Linked DNA regions of Homo sapiens: region 1 is linked to region 2. A link is an interaction called in ENCODE POLR2A ChIA-PET data of the cell type or tissue named here. Cell type or tissue: OCI-LY7. All regions are shown on one strand. Each heading gives the region's core, and the rest is flanking DNA. Links, peaks and the distances in the headings are about the cores only. Region 1 overlaps RNF150 (ring finger protein 150). Region 2 overlaps TBC1D9 (TBC1 domain family member 9).

Region 1 (5,339 bases), core at 1-5,000, 130 kb before region 2:
ATTTTCTAGGCAATTAAACTTTAGCCCTAAAGGAGAAAAACAATTTTTACAAAATAACACATGCAGTTACTAATAGCAGATGCTAGAATATAGTATCAAGTCAGATAGATTCCCAGTTCTCATAAGTATAAAGTGTGTGTGTGTGTGTGTATACATATATATATATATAGAGAGAGAGAGAGAGAGAGAGAATTCTTATTGTAAAAATGATGTTTAAGGAGAGCACTGAGTAAAAAGAGTGGACCTGCCATATGAAGCCACTCCCAGTCTCTCCTGAAATTCCACAAAAACCACAGTGAAGGGATTTTTTTTTTAAAGACAGAGCACGACATGGACAGGGAAAATGCAAGAAGAGACAATAACAAAATTTAGGCAACTGCAAAAAACAGATGAATGGTCCATGACTTAGTAGACTAGAGACACAGCAAGCCCCTGCATCTGGCTGTGTGGGTTGTGTCCTGCCCCACTTCAGGAGCCACTGCTCACTCAGACTCCAGAGTGAAGCTGTGCTGTGGAGTGGTGCTGTACACACCCTGCACAACAGCACGCCACGACCCTGCTGAGAAAACAAGCACAAATCAGGCATGGGGAAAGGGAGAACCACCGTAATTTGCACTTGAGAATTTCCCGAAGGTCAGGGATCAAAGGCACCAGGTGGCTCTGGAGAAGATAAATGAAAAGGAAGTGCACACACACACACACACACACACACACATACACGCACAAAATGAAGATGGGAGATCATATATAGCAAGCTTAGAATGTATTTTGTAGTGAAGTGTGAGGCACAGATCCAGTTTCACTTTTTTCTAAATGACTAGTTTTCTTGACTATTTGTTGAATGCCACTGTTTTTAAATACCAAAGACTTGTATCTTTATAGAGCTGCTTCCAGGGTTTTCATTTAACCATTGATCTGTTACATTGCTATGAACTTCCTGCAATTGTGGATCTAGGAAACGGATAAGAGCTAAGTCTTCAGGTTGGATATTTCCCTGTGAAATACCCCATTTCTATAAAACTGATTTTTCAGGCCATAATTCTTTGTTTGTTCTCTTATTTGTCTCCTTGAAAACATCTTAGGAATTCACTGTCCTTCATGAAACTCAGGTATTTTTCTTAACTGTGCCACATCATGAAAAAATTACATTAGCGATTATCAGAACAAAAGTATTATAACCATTATTATTCTTTAGTACTTATACATTTTTGTTGGTTTTTTTAATTGCATATTTCTTCTGCAAAGTAAGAGAAAGTACAAGACCTTTTGGGTTGAAAGCTGCCTTTATGCAGCTCAGCTCTCTGGCCTCCTCTGTCCATATTCCCCAGCTTGACTCTGCATTCCAGTCAAATTAAAAACCCTCTGATATCTGCCTGCCCACAGCTCCCTATCACCTCCAGCCACCTGTACATGCTGTTGCTTAAAGGATTATTTCTTCTTATTCATCTGGCTATAATACAGATTATCCTTTAGGACTCAGTTTAGACATTGCACCCAGTATATGGTTACATAGCCCTCTTACCTGCTCCTGTAATACCTGGTACATCTTCCATCCTGGTGCTTATCTCACTGTGTTGTAATTGCCTAGTAAATGGTCAACCTGCCCACCAGACAATGAGCTCCTTCAGGATAGGGATTGTCTTAATCTCCCCTATATCCATAGCCTCTAGCATAATCCTTAGTGTGCAGTAGGGACACGGTAGATAATGTCTTGAATGAGTAAGTGATGTATGTTCATTGAAGAGTATTTGGGAGAACTGAAAAAAAATGTTAACAGAAAATGAATATAAATCCCAACACTAGAGATGACTCTCGTTAGCATTTTTGGTTTCTTTGCTTCCATTTAACTTTCTCTGTTGACCCCATTGCATACAAAGCTTTAAATATTTCTGTTTTCACTTAACAGTATACTGTGAACGTCTTCTCATGTAACTACAAATTCTTTGAAAACATCATTTTAATGGTTATAACAACATTGTCCTTTAGAAGTAATAGGTTTATTCAGATGTTCTCTATTGTTGGACTTTAAGTTACTTGCAATGTTTTGCTACTGTAAATCATGCTTAATTGAATAGTTTTGCATCTCCAGTTATTTCTCTATAATACATCCTGGAAATGAAATTACTGAGTGAAAATTTTACAGTTCTATATGCAATGTATCATGTACCTACCTACCTCAGTGTACCCTTAACTGTAATATTATCTTGTCTTTTTTAAAGAGTGAAGATTACATAGACAAAAAAGGATATCTTATTTTTACCTTATATTTATTGGTCATTTATATTACACTCTTCCGTGAATTGTGTAATGGTAACCTTTGTCCATTTTTCTATTGAACTGTTTTTCTTATTGATTTAAAAGCTTTCTATATGTTAAGAATAGAAACCTTTGTGAAATTTTTTGCAAATTCCTGAGTTTGATATGCCTTTTGATTTTATTTTACATGTGTGTAACATTTTAAATGTTACGCATATGTAACAATCTTTTCTTCTGTAAATTACCCAATTACTTTTCTAAATAGAATTTCTTGCCCAACTTACGGTAGATATATATTTTCCTACTAAGACATATCCTTAGATGATATATTTTATTATTCTAGTTTCTTTTGTTTGCATTTAACTTTTTGGCCCATGTGAGATGAGGCTTTAACTAGAGTTTTTACAGAATACCCAATTTTTCTAATACCTTCTCTTGGCCTTTAAAGAAATGTTATTACAAGCAATTGTACTGAAATAAGCAGCATGCAAAGACATAGCTCGGTGTTCACTGTGAACTTTGCTTTCTCCTCCCAGGTGAGCAGGAGCCAGCTGTAAGCAGTGATTCTGACATTTCCTTGATCATGGCAATGGAGGTTGGACTGTCTGATGTAGAACTTTCCACTGACCAGGACTGTGAAGAAGTGAAATCTTGAAACGACAAATCCAGAAGCAAAGAGATAGTAGGACCCAAGGGAAAGGAAGGGAAGAGTGCTCCAAGACTTGGACCAGGCACACACACACCTCCAGATCACCTTGGCAACTCCAGGGCGCTCCGTTCAAGAATGCTGACGAAAAGCAATATCCAAAGTCTTGTCAATCAGGATGCAGTTTCTCCATCGGTATGGCAGTCTGTGGCCTTGGCAGCTGGGAAGTTGAAAGCTGATTTCCACTCCTATGTCCATGTAGACATACACTTCAGAAGCTCCTAAAACAGAGACTGAAAGGCCACCTTTAGGATTTCTTAGTTTCATTTCAATTCTTTCCATGTCTCATCATTCTTGTTTTTGGCATGTTGTTTGATTTCTTTGGCAATTTTTTTAAAGATTATTTGTAGTTTACTTTCCATCTATTCCTTTGTTTTTCCTTTGATGCACTCCAGCTTTTGTATAGGTTTCTGTTTAGAAGCACCAGTTCCTGCTATGATCAGTTTGTATTCCATCTCTGAGATATGTGGTCTTGACCTCCCAGCATGAAGTGTGCATGGCTTTGAGAAGTGCCTCAGCACCCTGAAATGGACTAAGGCCAGCTTTCATTAAGAATCTAAGTTCTTCTAAGTGGGCCTTTAAAAACCCCAGCTGCCAGAGACCCCAACACTAAGCCCTAAATCTGCTGAGGCCACTGCTGGTTATTTTAAGCCACATCACACTTGCTTCCACTTGCCGGGCTTGATTAAGGGCCCACGTGACATGAGAAGGGAGCTCTAGGGAAGCCGTTTCATTCTTCTGGGTCTTACAGTCTTTGGCTGAAATTCTGAACTCAGAAGTCCCCTCCAAGGCATCCAGTCTTTGGTGGTTGTAGGGCTGGTTTTAAAACCAGATACCACATTTTCTTCCTATTGAAAACAAAATGCCAGTTGCATTGGTTTCCCCTGGGCTAGAACAGTTTTTTTCTTACCTCTGTAAGTGGGTTCTGTAAAAAATGGAGGCTTTAGAGAAAAGCCAATCATTTTTAAGTCCAATGGCAAACATAGTGGGGGCTGCAGTAGCACCTAGCTTTTACCTTAATTTCGACACACTTCTGTTGAATCTCACCAGACCATGTGGGAGGATTTAGGTGAATCCCTAGCAGATTGCTTCCCAGGGCTCCCTGAGTGTGTCCAGATACCAAGTGAGGAATGAGGTGTGATTTGCTGTATCATTTGAACCAAAAAGTATGCAGCATGAGAATTTGCTAGATCGTTTATCCTGACTGAAATAGACAAAGTAAGAGGGAAAGGAAAAGAGGTATCAAGTAAATACTGAAACCCAATGGTGTTTTTAAACTGTTTCTGTTTTTATTCATCTTTTGTAACTATGACAGAAATGTGCTATTTTTTCAGTGGGCAATTTTGTAATATATTCAGACTATCCAGATACAGAGATGACTAAGGTCATTGATAGCGTCTCTGAACAATCAGACGGATCACCTTATCTCTACACAGCTGGCAAACACCAGGCTGCGGCTTGGATTAACCAGGAAAGAAAGCTTTTCTCACTGAGTTGTTTTTATGTATTGATGGGGACTTTTCCACCTCATTAGACTAATACTCATTCAAAAAGAGTTTGGTTCTGCTGTAAATCCTTGCCGCCTGCTGAAACATGGTGTGCAGGTCAACGGAGAATACTAGCTGCTCCTTTTTCACCACCTTTACCAATTTCCTATTTGATGGTTTGTAAGTAGACAGTAAGGCAAGGCAGATGATTATTACCCTCAGAAAGGTTGCATCTCCCTAGGAGTCCAATGCTTCCTGTAATGAAATCCACTCTCTATGTGTGGGAAAAGAGGCAGGGAGGAATGAAGAGAGCTCTGAATCGAGAATCCTAGATGAACCACACGCTTTACTAAGCCTCGGCTTCTTCATCTATAATGTGAAGGGTTTAATAACATGAGTCCCCAAGCTCCTCTGGCTGTGGGACCACAGATGAGTCTTTCAGAGGCAGGATCCATTTTTGCAGATAGCTATGACTTGTGGCAATCAGGCTTCGTAGCTTGGGGAGGTAGAGTTACTTGACATGTATCATGTAATAACAGCCTTTGAGACTTGGCACAACTATGGTGCTGAGAATGAAAATCTAAATGATTGAAGTTTTAAGTCCAAGTAGGAGTTGGTTTGTTTTGCCTTGTTTAAAAATTGCTGTTAGTCACAGAGTTTGCAATCTCTGGATACCTTCAAATCCTAGCTCTCACTGTGGGATTCTTGATCTCAGAGGTGTTTATTTTTCACAGTCAGCATAGGCTTGCGCCACTGACTCCTCCTTCAGTCGGCTTTGCCCAAAACAAATTTTAGTATTACTGGTATTAAGTTTAGTCCAGTGGAATTAGAAGGATAATTCAATAGCAACAGAAATATAAATTATATTCCATTCCCAGAGAGAGAATGCG
Region 2 (5,381 bases), core at 125-5,124:
CCTTCAGTAAGCTGTTCTCTCAGAAATGTGTTTGTGTATCAACTATGTTTAGGGCGCTGAACTTTACAAAGATTTAAAAGAAAAAGCCAGTTTTTGTTGGGTCACATTATTAACCTTGAGATGAAACATGGGTGAACAAATTCGGGAGATTTGAGAACATAGGCATGGAGATGGTAAGAGTGCAGACTAATTAAGTCCATATCAAATTGTTCCATCTGAGTTAGAGCATTGGACTGTCCAGGAATTTGACATAGTGCATTCAGTGGAGACCTCCACAACTAGGGAGACTTTCCATTTTATAATCAAACAACCAAATAATTCCCAGAAATGTATGAGAAATAACAAAGTGATATTCATGAAGCCCTGACTGGTTAGGAGGTGTATGTTTTTAGGATAAATGCTTTCATCTTGCCAGCTTGTAAGTACTGTATTAGTAAAGTTGCAACTAGTAGTGCTTGTGTATTTATTTATAAATACACAGGGGGTTAGGGATGCCAATCCCCCATGCAGTCAAAAATCTGTATAATTTTTGACTCCCCCAAAACTTAACTCCTAATAACCTACTGTTGACCAGAAGCCTTACTGATAACATTAACAGTTGATTACACATATTTTTTGTTATATGTATTATATACTGCAGTCTTATTATAAAGCAAGCTAGAAAAGCAAGTGTTATTAAGAAAATCCTAAGGAAAAGAAAGTATATTTACTGTTCATTAAATGGAAGTGGTTCATCATAAAGGTTTTTGTCCTCATCGTCTTCACAAAGTTGAGTAGGCTGAGGAAGAGGAGTTGGAGGGATTGGTATTGCTGTCTCAGGTGACAGAGGCTGAAGAAAATCCCTGTGTGAGTAGATCCAGGCAGTTCAAACCCATGTTGTTTAAAGGTCAACTGTAATACAAAAGCAGTTAAAATTTATGTTAGCTCCTAATGGAACTTAATGTTATAATTGGTGTCAATGAAAAGAATCAAACTCTGTAAAATATTTAAAGAAGTCTATTCTGAGCCTAATATGAGTGACTGTGGTCCAAGGCACATTCTCAAGAGGTCCTGAGAACATGTCCAAGGTGTCCAAGGTGGCTGGGTTATAGTTTGGATTTATACTTTTTAGGGGGATGGACATAAGACATCAGTATATGTAAGGTGTAATTGGTTTTGTCTGGGCAGACAGGACTACTCAAAGAGGTGGGGCTTCCAGGTAACAGGTGGATTGAAAGATTTTCTGATGGGCAATTGGTTTAAAGAGTTATTATCTATAGATCTGGAATCAATAGAAAAGAGTGACTGGGTTAAGATAGGAGTTGTGAATAGAAAGGAGTGACTGGGTAAAGGTAAGGGGTTGTGAAGACTGAGATTCTTTTTTTTTTTTTTTTTTTTTTTTTAAACACTCTTGCTCTGTCACCCAGGCTGGAGTGCAGTGGCAAGATTTCGGCTTACTGCAATCTCTATCTCCCAGGTTCAAGCGATTCTCCTGTCTCAGCCTTTGAAGTAGCTGGGACTACAGGTGTGTGCCACCACACCCAGCTAATTTTGTATTTTTAGTAGGGACGGGGTTTCACTATGTTAGTCAAGCTGGTCTCAAACTCCTGACCTCAGGTGATCCACCCACCTTGGTCTCCTAAATTGCTGGGATTACAGGTGTGAGCCACAGCCAGGGCCCCAAGGCTCTTACGTAGATGAGGTCTCACAGGTGGATGCCCTTAGTGGGAATAGATGGCAAGTGTTTTCTACTCAGACCTTTAAAAGGTGCTAGACACCTAGCTAATCTCTTTAGGATCAGAAAAGTGACCTGATCTCTGTTTTAATGTTAATGCTGGTCAGTTGTGCCTGAATTTGAAAGGGAGAAGGGTATAATGAAGCATGTCTGAAAACCCACCTTCCCATCATGGCCTGAACTAGTTTTTTGGTTTCTTTGAAGTTCCCTTGGCTGAGAGAAAGGGTCCATTCAGTCAGTTGGGGGGTCAGAATTTTATTTTTGGTTTATATTGGTGACTTCTATGTGTTGGGGTGGGCAGTAGTCTATAGCTGTGTGTGGAGTTGGCTCATAATACATATTATTAATAGGAAAATGCTGCTGACAGGAAACATGACCAGACAAAAGCAGATTTTGCTTGCTTGTCCCATGAATCCCCCCCACCTCCATCCCATTATTATTATCAACTTTAAGATAATTTTGTTCACAGAATTCCATTGTCCATACCAATTTCTCTTGAGACTGATTTATTCTACAAAGAAACCGTGGGAATGAATGCTTATAATTTGTGCAGGATTTGACATGACATTTAACAACTTCTGGGTGTTTGTAAACTGGCCACAAAAACTAGGCAAGAAAAAATTTACTCCAAGCGTCCTAGAAATTTGAGGAATTTGAAAGGTTGAGGCAGACCTGCTGCTCTAGGGACACTGCATATCCTTTCTGCTTTGCCTTCCTCATGCACAGAGAGGACCCACTTTATGAAGAGTCAGATTGTGAATTGTGATATGGTTCCCAGGCCTGACCACAAAAGCCTGTTTTGTAGTTATGTACAGAACAGGATTTGTAATTATGTGGACCTAGGCAGCTTACAATGCCAACAGCTGTGGTAGGTACCACCTTGAGTTCTGAGTCTTGGAGGTGGAAGCCCATGCCTGCTTCATGGCACAGCAGTGTGCAGGGAATGCCACAGACAAAAGCCCTGAGGGTGGCTCTTTGCACAGCGTCTTTGTGTTCTCTGCCTCCCTCACTGACTTCTACTCTTTAGTCCTTCACTTAGTAAGCAGACAGCTGGATTCAAATCACAGCTCCACCTGTTGGACATGTGATTTGCAAAGTTTCTCTTCCTCTCTGAGCTTAATTCCCTTATTTAAAATGTGGCTTAATAACGTTTTAGCACCCGTTATGAAGAATCTGAGATAAGTCATGTAAAATACAGGAAACATAAAGAACCATTCATAGATGATTGTCCCATCATTGTCCTCCCTTGGTGATGATCTCATGTAGGTATTAGGAGGCAACTGGCTCTAATTCACAGCAATGTGTGAGTAATGGAAGAGTTCTGCAGTTTACAGAGACATTACATTTTCTGAAGGATGCTGTTAAAGCAAATGGATATCTGTCTGATATTTAGGCAGTTTGACAACATTAAGTCAAATACTCAGGCTTTTTGGAGAAGATAATTTTTGATCAGCAACCTTAAATTGTTTCTACGTAACTCCTTCCATCTGTCCTTCCCTCCTTCCTTTCCTCCTTCCTCCCTCCCTCCATCCCTTCCTTTCTCTCTCCTTCCTTCCCTTCCTTTTCCTCCCTTCCTGATACTGTATGTACATTTTGAAAGCTCTACCAGTAAAAGGTAGTTTCTTTCTTTCTCTTTCTCCTCCTCCTCCTCCTCCTCCTGCTCCTCCTCTCTCCCCTGCCCCTGCACCTTCTTTCTTCTCTCTTTTCTCTTCTGTTTCCTTCTTGCACAAATAGTCCTCTCTGAGAATGGCAAACTGGAATCACCAGGGAGAGGACTGGAGTGGGAAAGACAGGAGGAGGGGTCACCTTTTCTCTTTGGGGGTTTGTGGGGAGTGTGTGTATGTATAGTTACTAGAAATTTGTAATTTGAAAACATCCTCTACTAGTGAAACTAGAGAACTGTGAAGAAGTCAATAACCCACCTTCTGCTTTTCTTTGTTTTCTTTTCTTGTCAGATGTGCATTCTAAAAAGCCCAGTGGATGAGTCAGTCTTTTTTTTTTTTTTTTTTTTTTTTTGAGACAGAGTCTCACTCTGTTGCCCAGGCTGGAATGCAGTGGTGCAATCTCGGCTCACTGCAACCTCCACCTCCCAGGTTCAAGCAATTAGCCTGCCTCAGCCTCCTGAGTAACTGGGACTACAGATGCCCGCCACCATGCCCAGCTAATTTTTGTATTTTTAGTAGAGACGGGGTTTCACCATATTGGCCAGGCTGGTCTCAAACTCCTGACCTCATAATCCACCTGCCTCAGCCTCCCAAAGTGCTGGGATTACAGGTGTGAGCCACTGTGCCCGGCGAGTCATTTTTTAAGGTGTTCTGCAATTGCCACTGGCTTCTAGTTGATTTCAAATGGCATGTCACAGTTTTGCTGTTAGCTTTGTTGATGAAAAAATCCAAACTCTGTAAAATATTTAAGGAGATTTATTGAGCCAAATGTAAGGACCATGACCCATGACACAGCCTCTGGAGGACCTGAGAACATGTGCCCGGGGTCATTGAGTTATAGCTTGATTTTGTACATTTTAGGGGCACAAGTTACAGGCAGACGTGAACCAACCCATGTAAGGTGTACATTGGTTTGGTCTGGAAAGGTAGGACAACTCAAAAGGGAGGGGGCTTCCAGGTCATATGTGGATTCAAAGATTTTCTGATTGGCAATTGATTGGAAGAGTTAAGTTATTGTCTAAAGACTTGGAATCAATAGAAAGGAGTTTCTGGGTTAAGATAAGGGGTTGTGGAGATCAAGATTTTTATTATGTAGATGAAGCCTCCAGATAGCAGGCTTTAGCGAGAAAGATGGTAAATGTCTCTGTTTTGTTTTTGTTTTTATCTGGACAGGGTCTGGCTCTGCCGCCTAGGCTAGAGTGCATTGGCATGATCTCTGCTCACTGCATCCTCTGCCTCCTGGACTCAAGCCATACTCCCACCTCAGCCTCTCAAGTAGCTGGGACTACAGGCACATGCCACTACACCTAGCTAATTTTTGTATTTTTTTGTACAGACAGGGTTTCACCACATTGCCCAGTCTGGTCTTGAATTCCTGAGCTCAAGCAATCCGCCTGTCTCAGCCTCCCAAATTGCTGGGATTACAGGCGTGAGGCACCACACCTGGCCTGATAAATGTCTCTGATCAGATCTTAAAAGGTGCTAGATTCTTAATTAAATCTCTTCTGGATCTGGAGGAGATTTGGAAAGGGAAAGGGATTCTCTGCAAAATGTAGATTTCCCCCACAAGAGATAGCTTTGCAGGGCCACTTTAAATATGTCAAAGAAATATTTTGGGGTAAAATACTTCAATTTCTTTCTTTAGGGCCTGCTATTTCTCATGTAATGCTATACTAGAGTCACGTTGGAGTTTGGTATCTTCTTCCTACAAAGAATCTGTTTTGTAAGTCTTCAGATCTCTGTTTTAATGTTAATACTGGTCAGTTTTTCTGGAATTCCAAAGGGAGGAGATTATAATGAGGTATGACTGACAGCCCTCACCACCCCACCCTGCTCTATTCTTCCTACCATGGCCTGAACTAGTTTTTCAGTTTACTTTTGAAGTCCCTTGGCTGAGAGGAGAGGTCCATTCAGTTGGTTGGAGGGCTTAGAATTTTATTTTTGGTTTATAGGTTATTTACATATTCTTTCAGGGAACATTAGATTGCTAGATTTTCTAGTTG

What was found. ChIA-PET counts read pairs that join two places held together with the same protein. Peaks named below come from ENCODE experiments on the same cell type or tissue, not always from the same donor. Only the 100,000 strongest peaks of a DNase experiment are listed, where the experiment ranks them.
Region 1: POLR2A ChIA-PET joins it to region 2 with 5 read pairs; 6 of 35 experiments call an interaction of 5 or more read pairs at or near these places.

The regions. Positions count from the first base shown.
Region 1 is chr4:140,865,833-140,871,171 of GRCh38, reverse strand. It overlaps RNF150 (ring finger protein 150), which reads left to right. Exons shown (of 7, transcript NM_020724.2): 7 at 2,793-5,339. The coding sequence ends at 2,911. Among named protein-coding and RNA genes, the nearest start is that of TBC1D9, 110 kb to the right of the region's middle. In OCI-LY7, for the core only: no CTCF peak of the experiment used is centred there; no DNase peak of the experiment used is centred there.
Region 2 is chr4:140,740,881-140,746,261 of GRCh38, reverse strand. The region is part of intron 1 of TBC1D9 (TBC1 domain family member 9); the gene reads left to right. It overlaps LOC124900786 (a long non-coding RNA gene), which reads right to left. Exons shown (of 3, transcript XR_007058282.1): 3 at 823-891. Among named protein-coding and RNA genes, the nearest start is that of TBC1D9, 13 kb to the left of the region's middle. In OCI-LY7, for the core only: CTCF peaks have their summits at 2,629 and 2,831 (motif pointing left); DNase peaks (open chromatin) are centred at 1,491, 2,761 and 3,661; H3K4me3 peaks cover 2,436 bases; H3K27ac peaks cover 2,857 bases.